Linked DNA regions of Homo sapiens: region 1 is linked to region 2. The links are chromatin loops, found by intact Hi-C in ENCODE. Cell type or tissue: dorsolateral prefrontal cortex. All regions are shown on one strand.

Region 1 (8,000 bases), 410 kb after region 2:
GTTCAAGCGATTCTCCTGCCTCAGCCTCCCGAGTAGCTGGGACTACAGGCGTGCACCACCATGCCCAGCTAATTTTTGTATCTTTAGTAGAGAGGGGGTTTCACCATGCTGGCCAGGATGGTCTCAATTCCCTGACTTCGTGATCCGCCCGCCTCGGCCTCCCAATGTGCTGGGATTACTTGGGCCCGGCTGAGTCTGCCTCTTAAGGCCTGCATTTTGCTGGGTGCAGTGGCTCATGCCTGTAATTCCAGCACTTTGGGAGGCCAAAGCAGGTGGATCAACTGCCAGGAGTTCCAGACCAGCCTGGCCAATACGGTGAAAACTTGTCTCTACTAAAAATACAAAAAATTAACTGGGCGTGGTGGTGGGCAACTGTAATCCCAGCTACTTGGGAGACAGGCGGGAGAATTGCTTGAACCTGGGAAGCGGAGGTTGCAGTGAGCCGAGATCATGCCACTGCACTCCAGCCTGGGCGCGACAGAGTGAGACTGTCTCAAAGAAAAAAATAATAATAAAGCCTGCATTTTATAACTGTACTACTTCCTAATTTCCATCCCTATCTGCTAGGATATGTTATATTGCTTTGGGAAATCCAAGTTTTTCTCAAAAATTTCAAGTCTAAATATCAATCTGAAGGGACACTGTTTGGTCTAAGAAGTCCAATTAACACTCTGCAATGGTCTTTCTATAGGGCTGACATATTTACCAGCTTTTTGAGTGCGAGTCTAATATAGACAATGAGGAAAATCTTGCCTATAAGTCCTTTCATCTGGTGCTGCAAGTTTGTACTACATATTGATTCTGCCATTTCATAAACACTTTTTAAAAAATCCTAGAGTTTCTTAGAAATCTAATATTCTTCAATACACGTTCAAATTAGATGAATAAAACCAATGCTATTAAAGCATGTTGTTCAGCAAGGAACGAGTATTTTGCCTCGTGACAGCAGTCATATAGCACTGGAGAGGTTTTCTTACCATCAGAAGCAAGGTCAGGACCGACTCTGGAGAATGACAAAACCGTTTGTGTAAAAATAAAATCTAGAAACAAAAAGGCAACTTAGTAACTTTCACGGGACGGGCATGGTGGCTCACGCCTGTAATCCCAGCACTTTGGGAGACTGAAGCGGGTGGATCACCTGAGGTCAGGAGTTCAAGACCAGCCTGGACAACATGGTGAAACTCTATTTCTACTAAAAATACAAAAATTAGCCAGGTGTGGTGGTGGGCACCTGTAATCCCAGCTACTTGGGAGGCTGAGGCAGGAGAATCGCTTGAACCCAGGAGGCGGAGGTTGTAGTGAGCCAAGATCGCACCACTGCATTCCAGCTTGGGCACAGAGTGAGACTCCATCTCAAAACAACAAGAACAACAAAAACCCCCTTCACCACAGCTTCAGTATAAAGACTTACCCAACCAGAAATTATATAGGCCTTAAAAATAATTGTGGGCCAGGCCTACTTCGGGAGCGTGAAGGAGGGTGAAAATTGTGTCATGGCAGCTCTGAGTCCATGGAGTCAACACCATGAGCAAGGATCTCTTTCCTGAGTTGGAAAAATGAATAGACAAGAATTATTGCTGGATTTAACTGGTGACAGACATGTCTAAGGAATATTGCAGGGATTTGATCCCTTTATGAATCTTTTGATTGATGGATGTGTGGAGATTGCAACTAGTGGGTAACAGAATGATATTCCTCATGGTGATATGAGGAAATTGTATCATGTTAGAAGCCTTGGGATGAGTATAAATCAAGGCTGTTTTGCAGAGAAATCCATGACCTCTCCCCGAAGGGCCTATTTTACTATGACGTAAAAATTGGATCATGTATATTTTCATACTAAACTTTTTGTTAAATAAAAAGGAATTGTGGACTGGATATATATCCATCTATTTTTCTGCTAGATAAAAAAAGCTTTTTTTTTTTTTTTTTTTGGTACAGAATATCAAAATGTGCCCGTTTGTCACTTGAAGTGTAAATGGCATTTAAAATATTAGAGGTTCCAACAGTAAAGAAATCAGCAACTTGAGACAATACTGTAAAGACTCATGGAGCATCTAAAAACTTGAAACTTTAGGAAACAACTATGGATAAATAATAATTAGGCTTGGTCTTGCAATGTGTTTCTCTAAACTGTTCCCGTAATAAAGTTCTAAACATCACAATTTGCAGTAAACTTTAGAAAATGTATCTATTATCTATTTTATCCATTCGTAGGTTATGCCCTGATGGGTTTCCAAGGAAAACTGTGGTATGACAAGCATGAAATGAAGACTTGAAGACCTTTTCTTGAATCCGGGCTTAGCGCCCCCATGAAGTGTATGACATTAGGTAAGCACCAGCTCTCAGAAGGATAATTCTTACAAAGTCAGAACAAGATAACCAGGCTATAAGGAACAAATAAAATAATCTGGTATCTATAAACTTTCCTCAACCTTAGACTGCACCTAGCAATGCATAATCAAAATAGAGTTCTAAATCAAGCCCAAAAATACTTCGAAGGAGTTCCCTCAATGAACTAAAACTAAATTTAGATCCACTATTGCCCCCTAATGGTCAGCTCTTAGAAATGAAACCCCTTTGAAAGTAAGAGTATGCAAATTCAGGGTTTTTTTCTATCAAGTTTCCCCAAAAGGCTTCTACATTGTTTTTCTCCAAGACAGACCATCTTCAATTACACTCATTTAAATAAAATTGTAGATACAGTGTATTTCTGATCTTTAAAATGACTTCTGTAACTAGATTAAGCTACCTTTTCTGGTTTTAAAAACATTTTCCTTAGAATGTTTCTTCTGTTTCCAATAATGGAAATCAAGAAGAAAAGAAAAAGAAAAAGGGCTTCTTCTCAAGTCTCTGCTGCATCTTAAGCAAAAGTATGATAACTTGTCTTCCAGGTGTCATGGTGTAAGATTTAGGAGCTGGTTCTTTATCCTAAAGGTTGCTATCACCACAGGTCATTCCTGCTTCTCAGGTATCCACCAATTTCTTCATTCTTGAGGTGATTTGTTAGGGAAAAAAGTCTTCCAAATCAAAAGTCAATGTTTGATCCCAAATCTACTTATATCAAAATACAAGTTCACCGTGGCTTGACTTACAGTCCAAACTAAGATAACTGCCTCTTCCTAAAAACCATGGAAATGTACTGCAGCCACACAGGGTCTGGCACACAGATGGCATGAGTAATTATAGAAGTCTGAATCTCTATGGGTGGAATCCTACCACCTACTTTTCATCTTCTACAAGCCTTAGTTTCATTATCTACAAAATGGGAATAATATCATCTACTTTGTTGGGATACTGGGAAGGCCAAATGAAGTCATATATGAAAAGCATTTAGCCTAACGTTTGGTACACAGAAGGCATCAACAAAAAATATTATCGGTTAGCTCCTTAGTAAAAAAGAAAAAAAAAAGTCAATTATTGAAGAAGGCATTGTCTTGTCACTCACAGGTATGAAAACTCTGAGGTGTCATATCCTATCACAGCCTCTGAGAGCACACCACAACTTTCTATGTGTTCTCCACTGTGGGTGATATCTGTAATGAGACCTGCTAAGGAAACAAAGTCGAGAACGATCTACTGAGGAGAATAAACAACAAAGGAAATGCCTTCTCTTTCAAGTTCTGGGTATTTCACAACAAACATGGTGCCTACAGACTAAATAGGGAAGTTCAGTGCAAGGAATGGAAACATTGGATTGTTAGATCTATTACTCCCTCTAGTGGCCACAAACAAGACTGTTTTTATCAAAATCCCAGTTTGGCCAAGATTGCAACTTGGATATGTGTATGTATCAACCTTGAGTTTGAAAAGAAATAACCAGTCTGTATTTTCTGCCTATGTGGGGGGGAAAAAGGGGCCTGATGTTAAGAGAAGCCAGTGCTGTCACAAATTTTATCAGTTTGGTTTTTATTCCCTGAATGAAAATACTAATCAATGAAGAAAAGGCACATGCGAACTTTTCTACTATATTGACTCTCAAGTGAGAACTGAAGATAATCGCCTTTGTTGCTTTATGAAAGGGAATTTTGAAATGAGCATCTTTCTAAAATAGCAATTTTTTACCACAGGGTGATTTACAAGCCAAGGTAATAATTAAATATGCCCAAGACTATGACTATTTTTCTCTGACCAAACCCTTCATTTTTATAATGGGTAATTATAGTAAAAACTTCAATTAACCAGAGCCCTCAATTAACATGTTATCCTCCTCTTGTACTGTATTTTTAGGGCAAAGTAGAAAAATAATCACAAGAAGTTATTCATATGACAGATTTAGTTTGAAAATCTAGATGTGTTATCTAAGTAGGAAAAAAAACCCTGAAAAATTACATTCACACCATAATATATAAAAAACACCTACATATAAATGATATATATATAAATATATATAACTAGATAATAGCTGGAAGGGAATATAATTTTTTTAAATGTGAATATGGACCAGACATGGTGGCTCACGTCTATAATCCTTATGATTTGAAAGGCTGAGGCAAGAGCATCACTTGAATCCAGGATAACACGGTGAGATCCTGTCTCAACAAAAAACAAAGAAACAAAATAGCTGGGTGTGGTGGTGCATGCCTGTAGTCCAAGCTACTTGGGAGGCTAAGGAAGGAAGATCACTTGAGCCCAGGAGTTTGAGGCTGCATTGAGCTATGATCACACCACTGCACTCCAGCCTGGGCGACCATGTCAAAAAGGAAAAAAGGCTGGGCACAGTGGCTTACACCTGTAATCCCAGCACTTTGGGAGGCCGAGGTGGGTGGACTGTTTGAAGTCAGGAGTTCAGGACCAGCCTGACCAACATGGCAAAACTCTGTCTCTACTAAAAATACAAAAATTAGTTGGGCATGGTGCCGCATGCCTGTAATCCCAGTTACTCAACAGGCTGACGCATGAGAATCACTTGAACGTGGGAGGCGGAGGTTGCAGTGAACCAAGTTTGTGCCACTGCACTCCAGACTGGGCAAGAGTGAGACTCCGTTTCAAAAAAAAAAAAAAAAAAGTGAATGTGATAAAATTGTGAACTACTTTCTACTCTTTCTGCTGTTTTTCTATTACATTGTTATTTGTACAACAAATACATTAAAAATCAGAGAGGTACATATCCTGCAACATCTATTCTACATTGATAGAGGCTGCCATACCCATTATCAAGAGACAAAACAGGTCTCTCAGGGAATATCTCCTCTAACATAAGCTGAAAAAAGACAGGTTTTGTATATATATATAATTTTCAACTAATTTGAAAATATATTTATCAGGACATTCTTTATTCAGAAGCATCAATAACTTACCAAGTTTCACTGAAGTATAAAACTCAACAGACCATGAATAGGCTAAGTAACCACCTGTGAATGGAAACCTCATGATACAAGTCCGTATATTTAAAATACTGTTTATTTGTGATTTAACATTAATTAGCATTACATCTAAGAGCAATATCAGATAACATTTATACATTTTTCCACAGGACACAGAGGTTCATTGGCTCATTCTTTATGCCAAAGCAAGTAAATAGAGGCATTAGCAAAAGGTGCAATAGTTCACTGTTATGTTTAAAAAATATTTATGCACATTGCATTCATTTAGATATATATATTTTTAAAAAGTTATGGAAAAGCATAGTTCACAGGTTACTATTTCTACATACATTGTAATACAACATAAATGATGTAGAACATTAAAAAAATCTTCCAATAGAGAGTTAAGCAACTGAAAGTTTCCACCAAGAGATTAAAACACTGATTCCAGTAGTTAGTGAGATCTAGAATGACATTTCCAGGCTCTGGCTCAACTCTGCATTATCATATGCACACAAACAGAGCCAGCTCCAAAACACACTGTAATCAATGTAATTTTTTGCATGCCAACTCACCCTTAAGAAACACTTTGAGTTATTTTTACCCACGATCATTCTGGATCATTGATTTTGCATCGAACTGTGACATCACTTGGGTGAAAGGGGAAACGCCTATATTAAGCCTAGGTTTAAATTTGTATTTACATTAAAAAGAAAGGTCACTGAAAAGATTTTTTTAAATCTGTAAAAATCAAGAAGTGGTAGTTTTCTTACTGGTGGGATTAGACCTGCTGATTTCTTCTAGTGCTGCCCTCTAAAGATACAAAAAATTAGAAAGATTTGACCCTTTTAAAACTCAAATATCAACCAAGAAAGACATTGCTTTTGGCAGAGAAGCAGAATTTTAGAAATTTGGGACATGTTTCCAACAAATCACACTTTGTATCCTATCGTGAATATGAGTCACCATCAAACTAGAATTCTTCTTTTCACATCCCATCTTTTGTCCCCTTAATTTTTCACTTTCCCTTTCATTCTTTTTCATTTGGCTACCTTATGAGACTTTTCTTTACTCATTAGCAATACTAAGAGAAAAATACAGTTTAAGATTCAAATATGAATCTAGATGTACCTTTACATGCTCTAATCCTGTTTTAACACCAAGTCCCTGGATTCTGGAGTTATATTTAAGTATACTCAGTACCAAGCAGCCTTAAGTATGCTCTACTGTGAAAAGATTGGCTAATATGCTTAGGACACTTTTATACTGAACGGTATACAAACATCAACATACAAAATTTTTTTTTTTTTTTTTGCCAGAGTTAAACTAAATAACCCATGTTATGTGTACAAAATCCCCTTTGTTGAAAAATAAGGGGCTTTCTAAACTAATAAAAAAGGAAGTTTTCAAAAATTATAGTTTATTAAAACAACTTTTTTGGCAAACAAAGTTACTTCAGGTGAGGAAATTTTATACTGTGAATAAAATTCCAAATGAATCTTTTCTTAAAACTTTTTAAAAAATTATGTGCCAGTGTATACTAATGCTATAGATTCTTGTCTTAGAAGTTTTTAAAGCATTCTGTTAATGCCCACTGAAACAATGGGACTCCAAAAATATAGTCAATAATCATGATAAAAAATTATAATATGATTATCAAGTGAAGCAGGTATTGAGAAATAAAAATTCTCACTTGCTCACTGGCAATTTCTTTCTAACAGATATTATGGAGAAGGCCTGAAGTAATTCAGACAGATAGCTGTTTATGGTGAATTATAATAATACTTCATGAGGGCAGAGCTAATTAAAACTAGTAATTGCTTAAAATTCAAAGCCATTTCTGGACATATAAAATGAGAGATGAATCTGAAAGTTTTTCTTTTGTAAAACCTCTTTCCAGTTCTTAAAGTCCAGTTTGCTACATCCCCCAATCTGATCTACCATTGCATATTAATGATCAACTTAAATGTGGTATTTAGATGTGCAATGTCACATTGTTATAATAATAATTATAAAAAGACTTTATTTAGGCCTCAACTTTCTCCTTTTTTTTGTTCTTTTTCAGAAAAGAAGGAGTGCGGAATTTCTTCTTTTTCTTGGATGGCGATTTTGAAGGGGAGCCTTCAGGTGACAGGACTTCTTCGATTTTCTCTGGAGACTTAATAGTAATCTCGATGTTTTCTATGGTTGTACTTGTGCTTAACCTACTCACTCGCTTAGCAAGCTCATCTTCAACATCATGCATATCATCCTTGCCATTTACTACCATGACAGGCACTTCCATGGAGATGAAGCTCTTGGAAAACAGCTCATGGTTTTCTACGAAAGGGGAGGGTTTTTTGGGGGTTATTTTACATACTTAACATTTTTGCTCTACTTTACAAAACTGAAATGTTTTAGCAATGTAATAAGGCATTACTTTGATTCCAATGAAGACAGATCATTATTTTAATAAACTGTGATCTATTAGCAAGAAGCTAATTTTCTTTAATGATATAAAGGGGAAAGGAACAAAGTTGTTAAACCAAAGAGCAAAAGCTAGATAATCCCAGTTTGATGAAATAACAGTTTCATTGTAAATCAATTAAGTATAAATGAGGAAGACAACATATTTTTCTCTAGTTTTGGGATCATTTGGCAATCAATACTGAAAAAGATTTCATGCTGCTGATTGGGAGATGTTTAATTCCACAA
Region 2 (8,000 bases):
GCCCAAAGGATGCTTCGAAAGGAAGGAAGGAAGCTTATCTATGAAGAAGCTAAACACTATCACTAGGAATATAGACAGATGTATAGAACTGAGATATGAATGGCTAGAATGGCAAGAAAAGCTGGCAACTTCTGTGTACCTGCAGAACCCAAATTGGCATTGATCATTAGGATCAGAGGTCTCAGTGGTGGCAGCCCAAGGGTCCGAAAGGTGTGGCAGCTTCTTTGCCTTGTCAGATCTTCATCAGAAACTTTGTTAAGTTCAACAGTGCTTCAATTTACATGCTGAGGATTGTAGAACCATATATTGCATGAGAGTCTCCGAACCTGAATTCAGTAAATGAACTAGTCTCCAAGTGTGGTTACAGCAAAATCAATATGAAGCAAATTGTCTTGACAGATAACACTTTGATGGCTTGATCTCTTGGTAAATATGGAATCATCTGTGCAGAGGATCTGATTCATGAGGTCTGTGCTGTTGGAAAATGCTTCAAAGAAGCAAATAACTTCCTCAGGCCTTTCAAATTATCTTCTCCATGAGGAGGAATGAAGGAAAAGACCACCTATTTTGTAGAAGGTGGAGATGCTGGCAACAGGGACAACCAGATCAAAAAGCTCCTTAGAAGGATGAACTATGGTGTGTGCCACAATTATTTCTGTAATCTGATCAGTTAATAAACAGTGATTGCTTTCAAATTGAAAAAATAAATAACAAAAATATTAGCTAAATTAGGAAGCAGACTTTCATAATAATTTTTAACTGTAATTTAGAGGTGACAAAGCAAACTTCACTAGACTTGTTTTCATCAAGAAAAGACACACCTTTGCTAATGCACAGCAGCACCAATAGTAAAACAGATGATGTCTATGGAAGTGATTCCAAGGAAATTAAACTACTACGAAAAGAGTTTGTACTAGTTTTACTCAGAAGTATAATTCCTCACATATTGAGTTCAGTTTTGTAGCCATAATTGACACTAATATTCTAAAACTATAGTATGTTATTTGTAGAGATATGCTAGCTAATAAAGCTCATAAGACCATCAACCTTATGTAGCATTTACATAGAAAACAAAAGAAGTAAATTCAAAACCTAAAGAATACCTTGAAAGAATGTTGAATTTAAAAAACTCATAAGAACAGATGTTCAATATTTCACATATAAACATTAGTAATGTATGAGCATCTTATAAAGCAGCATTTGGGGATGCGAAAATTTAAAAAAGAAGACTTTAGCACAAGACTGTATCAAAGATCTTTGAAATTATGGGTGACTGTGGCAAATAAAGTAACTCAAATGTCGTTTTTCATAACTAGACGAATTCAGTAACTAGCTAATGACATGGCAGATTAACTCACAGATACACGGCTAGCAAAGTCGTTTTCATTGCAAGTTATTGAATGCCCACATACTGCTAAAATGACAATTAATGTAGTATATATGCAATTCAAACATAGTGGAAGAATTTTTTTCAGTTTCATTGATGACAAGCACAACTAGTCCTAAATGTATAAAACTATAAAGGATTACACTGTCAAGGAATGTGGTTTAAGACTGCTGTAGGAAGATGCTTTAATGTGCAGCTTCATTGACAGAAAAGCATACTAAGTTTGAAGAATGTAAATCAATGCACTGCTTTTTTTAATCAGGAAAGTTTTACAATGAAAAAATGTTAGCTGAATTAAACAGTGTCTAGTTGTGTAGTTACATAGCAAAAAAATAGTTATGCAAAGGATAATGCATGAAATTCGAGATTATTCTCTTTATTATAATATGTGTTCATATGGAAGCTGATCATAAACAACTGTTGTAGGTGAGATACGATGCTTACTGAAGAGAAAAGTACTATTAGGAATGTTTGACTGTGAAACAAACTCTTAGTGTTCCTAGAAAGTAAAACAAACATCTTTATAAGGTCCCAATGTGGTTTGGGACAATAGGCATGCTTCTTTGTGTGATATTTTTGGCATTTTAAATGCTTTTACTACTTCTAAGCAGGGAGAAAAAATGCAGCATGATTTTCAATGGCAAAGAAGATTGAAGGGCAAAAATGACAGAAGCTTGGAAGAACAGAATATCCAGAGACTGTTACAACATGCCCCATAGTTTAGCAACAATTATCAGTGATGTTAGTGATAATCTTGATATTGCATATCTGTAAAATGTTATGGTCAAACAAGTTATGGGACATTTACATTTTATTTCCATCAAAAGAAGATTCGTGCATGGGAAATTCATAGATCCATAATCTGTTGCTTTCATTGAAAGACAATTTAACTCTACAGGATAAACTGTTGGAACTGGCAATTGAATAATTGACGAATTTTGAAAATACAGAATCATTTGCTTCATTTTGAATAAAAGTGAAAGATGGAAATCCTGAGCTTCCTAAAATTGTCTTAAAATCTCTTTTTCCTTTCCCGTTAACAAAGCTCTGTGAGACTGGTTCTCCACTAACCTCTTATTAAAACAAAATATAGAAGCCAGGTGCTGTGGTACGTGCCTGCAGTCCTTCCTAGCTACAGGCAGGGGATGGGGGTGGCGGAGGGGGGCAGTCCTGAGGCGGGAGGATCGCTTGAGCCCAGGAGGCTTCAGTGAGCTATGATCTTGCCACTGCACTCCAGCCTCAGTGACACAGTGAGATCCCATTTCTAAAATAAATAAATAAGTAAACAAATAAATAAAATAATTATTCTTTATTAAATTACAACAACAACAACAACAAAAATAGAAGCAATCTCATCACACATTCTACTTTGCAAGTAGCATTATAGTCCATTCTGGCTGGGTTAGATAGGTTGGCAAGCCATAACTTGTGTATTTGTCCATTAAGAATGCTCAATATTTATATGCATGGTGTTCATTCAAAGTAGAGAAACACTATTTTACTCAAAATTTTTCATTTAGTTATAATTGCAGAACAACAAAAATTATAAATGCAATAGCAATTTATATATTAATCATATAATACACACATTCAATAAACATGTACAGATTTTGCAATTATTTTTCCCGTTATGTTTATTCTGATTATATTTATTGAAATGCAATTTTGTCTGTTGAATATGATAATAAAATTTGGTTCAATTTTGTATATCTTTGTTTTTTAATGTAATGTGTCCAGTATTAATAATTCATTTTTATTGTACAATGGATTGGTTTGCAGATTAAAATTCTTTTAAAAACTGGTTCTTCGCCAGCCAATTTGAGAAGCACTGTTCTACAGGTCAACTTTATCTGTAAAGTGAGGATGAACTGCCAACTTTGGAGCAATCACAATTTTGGATTATATAAAGTCCAGCGAGTTATCAGAAAAAAAGGGGCCATGTTCAACATCAGCAGGAAAGGCGAATGGTTATTCTGAGTGTCACATCTTCATCTTTACCACTAGAGGGCGGTGAAGAAGTTCTTGTAATTGTGGGATGCATCACAAAGCCAAAATTGCTTGTAAACCGAGAAATTGAAGCACGCAGGAAAAAAATAAAACACAGAGTAAGATCAATTACCCAGTGAACATTTGTTGGTCGCCAATACTGTCCTGTAACACACTAAGACTCAATACAGAGGTCAAAACCCAGGGTCTATTTGTAGCTAAAATTCAAAATAGTAGGTAAAATTGGGATGGACACAAGATTAAAGAGATAGCTTTGCATGATGAAGAGTCCTGGAGATTAGTTGCATAATAACATCAACATACGTTTAAAAATGCTTAAGATGGTAAATTTTGTGTTATGTGTATTTTGCCACAATTTACGGGGGTGGGAGGAAGAGAAAGAGAGAGAGATTGCTTCTTTAGCCTGGCGTGGGCAGGAACTGTCTATACCCAACCAACAGCTCTAGCTCACAAGACGTGGAGAGGAGAGGTGGAGGTACACAGGCCAATGCATCACAGGGGTTGTGGAGCCTTTGCCGTGGGACCCACACTCACACACACACATGCACTTTTATTCTTAGTTCTGCCACATATCTTAGCCCATCACTCTGCCCCAGTTTTTCAACCCCTGAAAAGCTTAGGGAGCTCGTTTGCATAATCAGTTCATTCATTCATTCATTCATGTATTTGCTTAATGTTAACTGAGCACCTACTCTGTTCCAGGCATCCTGTGAGGTGCTGGGGTACAGCTATGATAAGACAGACAACCTCTGCCCTCAACGTGTTTACAGAGAATTGCCTTTTCTAGTTGAGGCCTTGAAGGGTCCTAGGAACTGTTTTTATCTCAAGTCAGCATCTCCTTCAATCAGTGACAAGTAGGCCATTTGGAGCCGCTGTCTCTAAAGTATTCTCTTGAAACCGTAGGAAGACAAGGACACAAGAGGGAGAATAACCACAGAACCACAAAGGGATCCAAGGTTGCCTTGACAACAGGATCAGAGGAAATAGCCAAGCCCTTGAGGTGCCAGGACTGGACTCTGAGCCTGGGCCGACTGTCCATTCAATGTCACCTTTTGACTTTGACAGGACTTCACTGAAGTGAGTCTTTGAAATCCAAAGGAAGAGAGGCCCACGCACTGAGGAACTCATCCCACGTCCATCCCAGCCTTGTTCTGATTCTGGAGGAACACAGGATGTCCTCACTCCAAAGGCTGCCAGAGACTGCTGGAGGCCGCACAGGAAAATAGGCAAGAGTCTGGCTTATGATTCTAACAAGCTTCAGTTAAACTCGGGCTGGGCCTCAGAGTCGCTGTGTAACAACATATGTCTGTCTGAGCCTCAGTTTCTCTATTTGTAAAGTAGAAATAATACTAATAGTATATAGCACCTCAGGGAATGTTATGAGGATGAAATTACATAATAAATGTGAAGTTCTTAGCACAGTGCCTGGCACACAATAAGCACACACTTAATGTTGTTTAAAAAAAAAAAAAGCTGAGCTGGACTCCATCTTTTCAAATGAGAGAACTGAGGCCCAGCAGCTTAGTAATAGTGGAAAGTTGATGAATTGTGGAATTATACCCAGTTTTGGCTCTCCCAGTAGACTTTGGGAAACTCACTTAGTCTCTCTAAACCTCCGTTTTCTCATCTGTGAAACGGAACAACCAGGTTGTTCTGAGGACTACCTGAGTTATGTTAAGCACCTGGCACCAGAACCTGGCATATTGCATTGTCCAGTAAAATGTTCATTTTTTTGTTCCTCTCTGTGGTTGTCCAGAGTCAAACTTGGTTCTAACTTTAAAATTGCAGCCCTCAAGGAGTTCATGCTCACCTTCACAATGCAAGCTTGGAAGTCAAGCAGCTCTCAACTCAAATCCAGTTCCTGACCTTGGGCACATTACTTAGCTTTTTTCTTTCTGCTGCAGTTTCCTAGTCTGTAAAATGAAGATCATAATAGTACCTCCTTCCCAGTGCTGGCATGAGGATTATGTTTTCTTTTGAAGTGTCCCATAAATGTTTATTATTATGTCCTGCAATCATGGCCCTAATCAAGAGGCTCTCAAGTAGATAAGTAGTATGCTTATATTTTGGTTTATTTGTGTACTAGGCTGTTATCAGAGCTGGGATTCACAGAGTTAGACAAGACTCCTGCTCTTGAGCTGCCCACAGTCTAGGAGAAGAGACTTAAGCAATAGCCTCATGACTGTGGTCAAGGGCTTTGATGAGATGCTGGGTGGCCAGTGGTTAAGAATACAGATTCTGGAGCCAGACAGCTGAAGTTTGACCTCAGTCCTGCCACTCTGTGATCTTGTGCAAGATATACTTAACCTCTCTGTGCCTCTATAAAATAAGGATAGCAATAGCACTTGGTTCATAGGGCTATTAGGGAAAGTTCAGTGGTTTCATATCTGCTTAGAACAGGGCCTGGCACATAGTAAGCACTCTATGCAGGCTCCTTCAATGAATAAAAGCTTACATACAGGCCGGATTCGGTGGCTCATGCCTGTAATCCCAGCACTTTGGGAGGCCGAGGCGGGCGGATCACTAGGTCAGGAGATCGAGACCACCCTGGCTAACACGGTGAAACCCCATCTCTACTAAAAATACAGAAAAATTAGCCAGGCGTGGTGACGGGCACCTGTAGTCCCAGTTACTCTGGAGGCTGAGGCAGAAGAATGGCGTGAACCTGGCAGGCAGAGCTTGCAGTGAGCCAAGATCACACCACTGCACTCCAGCCTGGGCGACAGAGCGAGACTCCATCTCAATAAATAAATAAATAAATAAATAAATAAATAAATAAATAAAATAAAAGCTTACATACAAATGACATTGGTAGCATTCAGAGGAGAGAGTATAGTTCTAGAGGAGGAAGTAAGGAAACCCATAAGAAATTGAGTACAGTTTCTATACCTCAGTCCCCCTGGATTTCACTCAAAATATTTCCACCAGCAAAACCTGGAAGGGATCGTGAAGAGTTTTGTGTCAGAGACTCATGGTCTGCAGATAAGGAAACTCAGGCCAGAGAAAGTGGCTTGCCCAGGTGAGGTGGGCAGAATAATAATCCCCCAAATGTCCACACCCTAATTCCTAGAACCTATGAATATGAAACCTTACATGACAAAACTGATTCAGTTCAGGATTTTGAGATGGGGAGATTATCCTGGATCATCTGGAGTGGCCCAGCGTAATCACAAGAGTCCTGATAAGGGAAAGAAGAAGACAGGGGAGTTGGGAAAATAGAGGTGACGACAGAAGCAGAGGTTGGAGTGACACAGGCCAGTGAGCCAAGGCACATGAGTGACCAATGCCTTTGCTTGTACCACATCTCCTTCCTCCGGGGTGCCCTTCCTTTGATCTGAGCTCTCATTTCCTGCTATTTGTCCCAAGGACCAAATTTCCTACTTTGAGCCTTGATAAAATGCTCTTCTCCCCAGTCCACCAATGCTACTAACAGTTATCTCTGGCTGATGGAATTGTGGGAGATTTCAGTTTTTTCCTTTTGGCTTATCAAACATTTTCCATATTCAGTAATTAACGTGATGTATCACCTTGCAGTTGAAAATTATCTATAAAAATAATTAAAAGGAAGTGAGCATTTGGTGATATCTAGTTTGTGCCTGGACTTTTCCATACGTTATCTCATTTACTCTTTAAAACAGCTGTGTGAGTTAGGTGTTATGGTGCCCATTTTATTTGTGGAGAAACTGACACAGACTTTTAGGTAACTTGCCCAAAGTCACATAGTAAGTACTGGAGCCATGATTTCCAACCAATGTCATCTGACCACCCTCTTTTTACTATACCACTAGCCTCCCTCTAAATAATTCCCACGTCCCTTTGTGGTCTTTCTACGTTCTGAGCAACCTTTTGCTTATGCAGTGGTCTCAACTTGCCTCATCCATCAGGAGAGAACAGTAGTGCAGCAGCAGTAATCTTGTTGCTGCTGGACTCAAGGAATTGGCTTATAAACTAACACATTCATTTCCTGTTTCATTATTCCCATTCTTGTTGATTACTTAGAATAAATTGGTCTCTCAGGATCTGATTAGGGCTGTAGGAACTGGTGGATTAACATAGAGCCAGACCCGAGGCCATGCTTGTGGGCTCCGGCTAGCCTGGCTGGTTTCTTGCTCAGCCTCCTTCACTCTGGCCTCCAGTGAAGGGAGTGGGTCATTTGAAAGAAGCTCTATCTTTGGTACATACCAGCAGCTGGATGATGCCCCAGCATATGTTAACCCAGGGCATTGGGAGGAATGTTCAGTTTCCAATGCTCAAGTTGACCAAGGAAAGGTACGTGTCTGACGGGACTCGGTACCCACACCACTTAGCACGGTGCTTGGCATGGAGAAGATATTCCGTCAATGTGGGCTGAATTAATCTGTGGTCATAGGAAATCAGCCAGGTAACTCTCCCTGCCCCTGCCTGTGGGGAAACCTAGAAGAAATTGCTTCTGTTGAGCCCACAGGTACCCTTTGTTTCCTCGTGCAAATTTGGCAGAAAATATATGTGTGTGTTGTGTGTGCATGTATAAACAATGTATTATATACACATACATAATACATGTGTATTTATATAAAATATATATTCTTGTATTTATTATGTATGTATACATGTATATGTACATGTG

Evidence for each region. Hi-C counts contacts between places; a loop is a spot of excess contacts. Peaks named below come from ENCODE experiments on the same cell type or tissue, not always from the same donor. Only the 100,000 strongest peaks of a DNase experiment are listed, where the experiment ranks them.
Region 1: a loop joins it to region 2, with 6 times the contacts of the local background. A loop is called at or near these places in 40 of 110 quality-filtered maps.

The regions. Positions count from the first base shown.
Region 1 is chr10:110,132,951-110,140,950 of GRCh38, reverse strand. It overlaps ADD3 (adducin 3), which reads right to left. Exons shown (of 15, transcript NM_016824.5): 15 at 5,386-7,625. The coding sequence ends at 7,333. It also overlaps the pseudogene SNRPGP12. Among named protein-coding and RNA genes, the nearest start is that of MXI1, 71 kb to the left of the region's middle. In dorsolateral prefrontal cortex, CTCF peaks have their summits at 2,350, 2,553 (motif pointing left), 3,492 and 3,699 (motif pointing left); no DNase peak of the experiment used is centred here; H3K27ac peaks cover 4,109 bases.
Region 2 is chr10:110,542,747-110,550,746 of GRCh38, reverse strand. It overlaps the pseudogene RPL7P35. Among named protein-coding and RNA genes, the nearest start is that of SMC3, 21 kb to the left of the region's middle. In dorsolateral prefrontal cortex, CTCF peaks have their summits at 3,182 and 3,381 (motif pointing right); a DNase peak (open chromatin) is centred at 4,578; H3K27ac peaks cover 1,917 bases.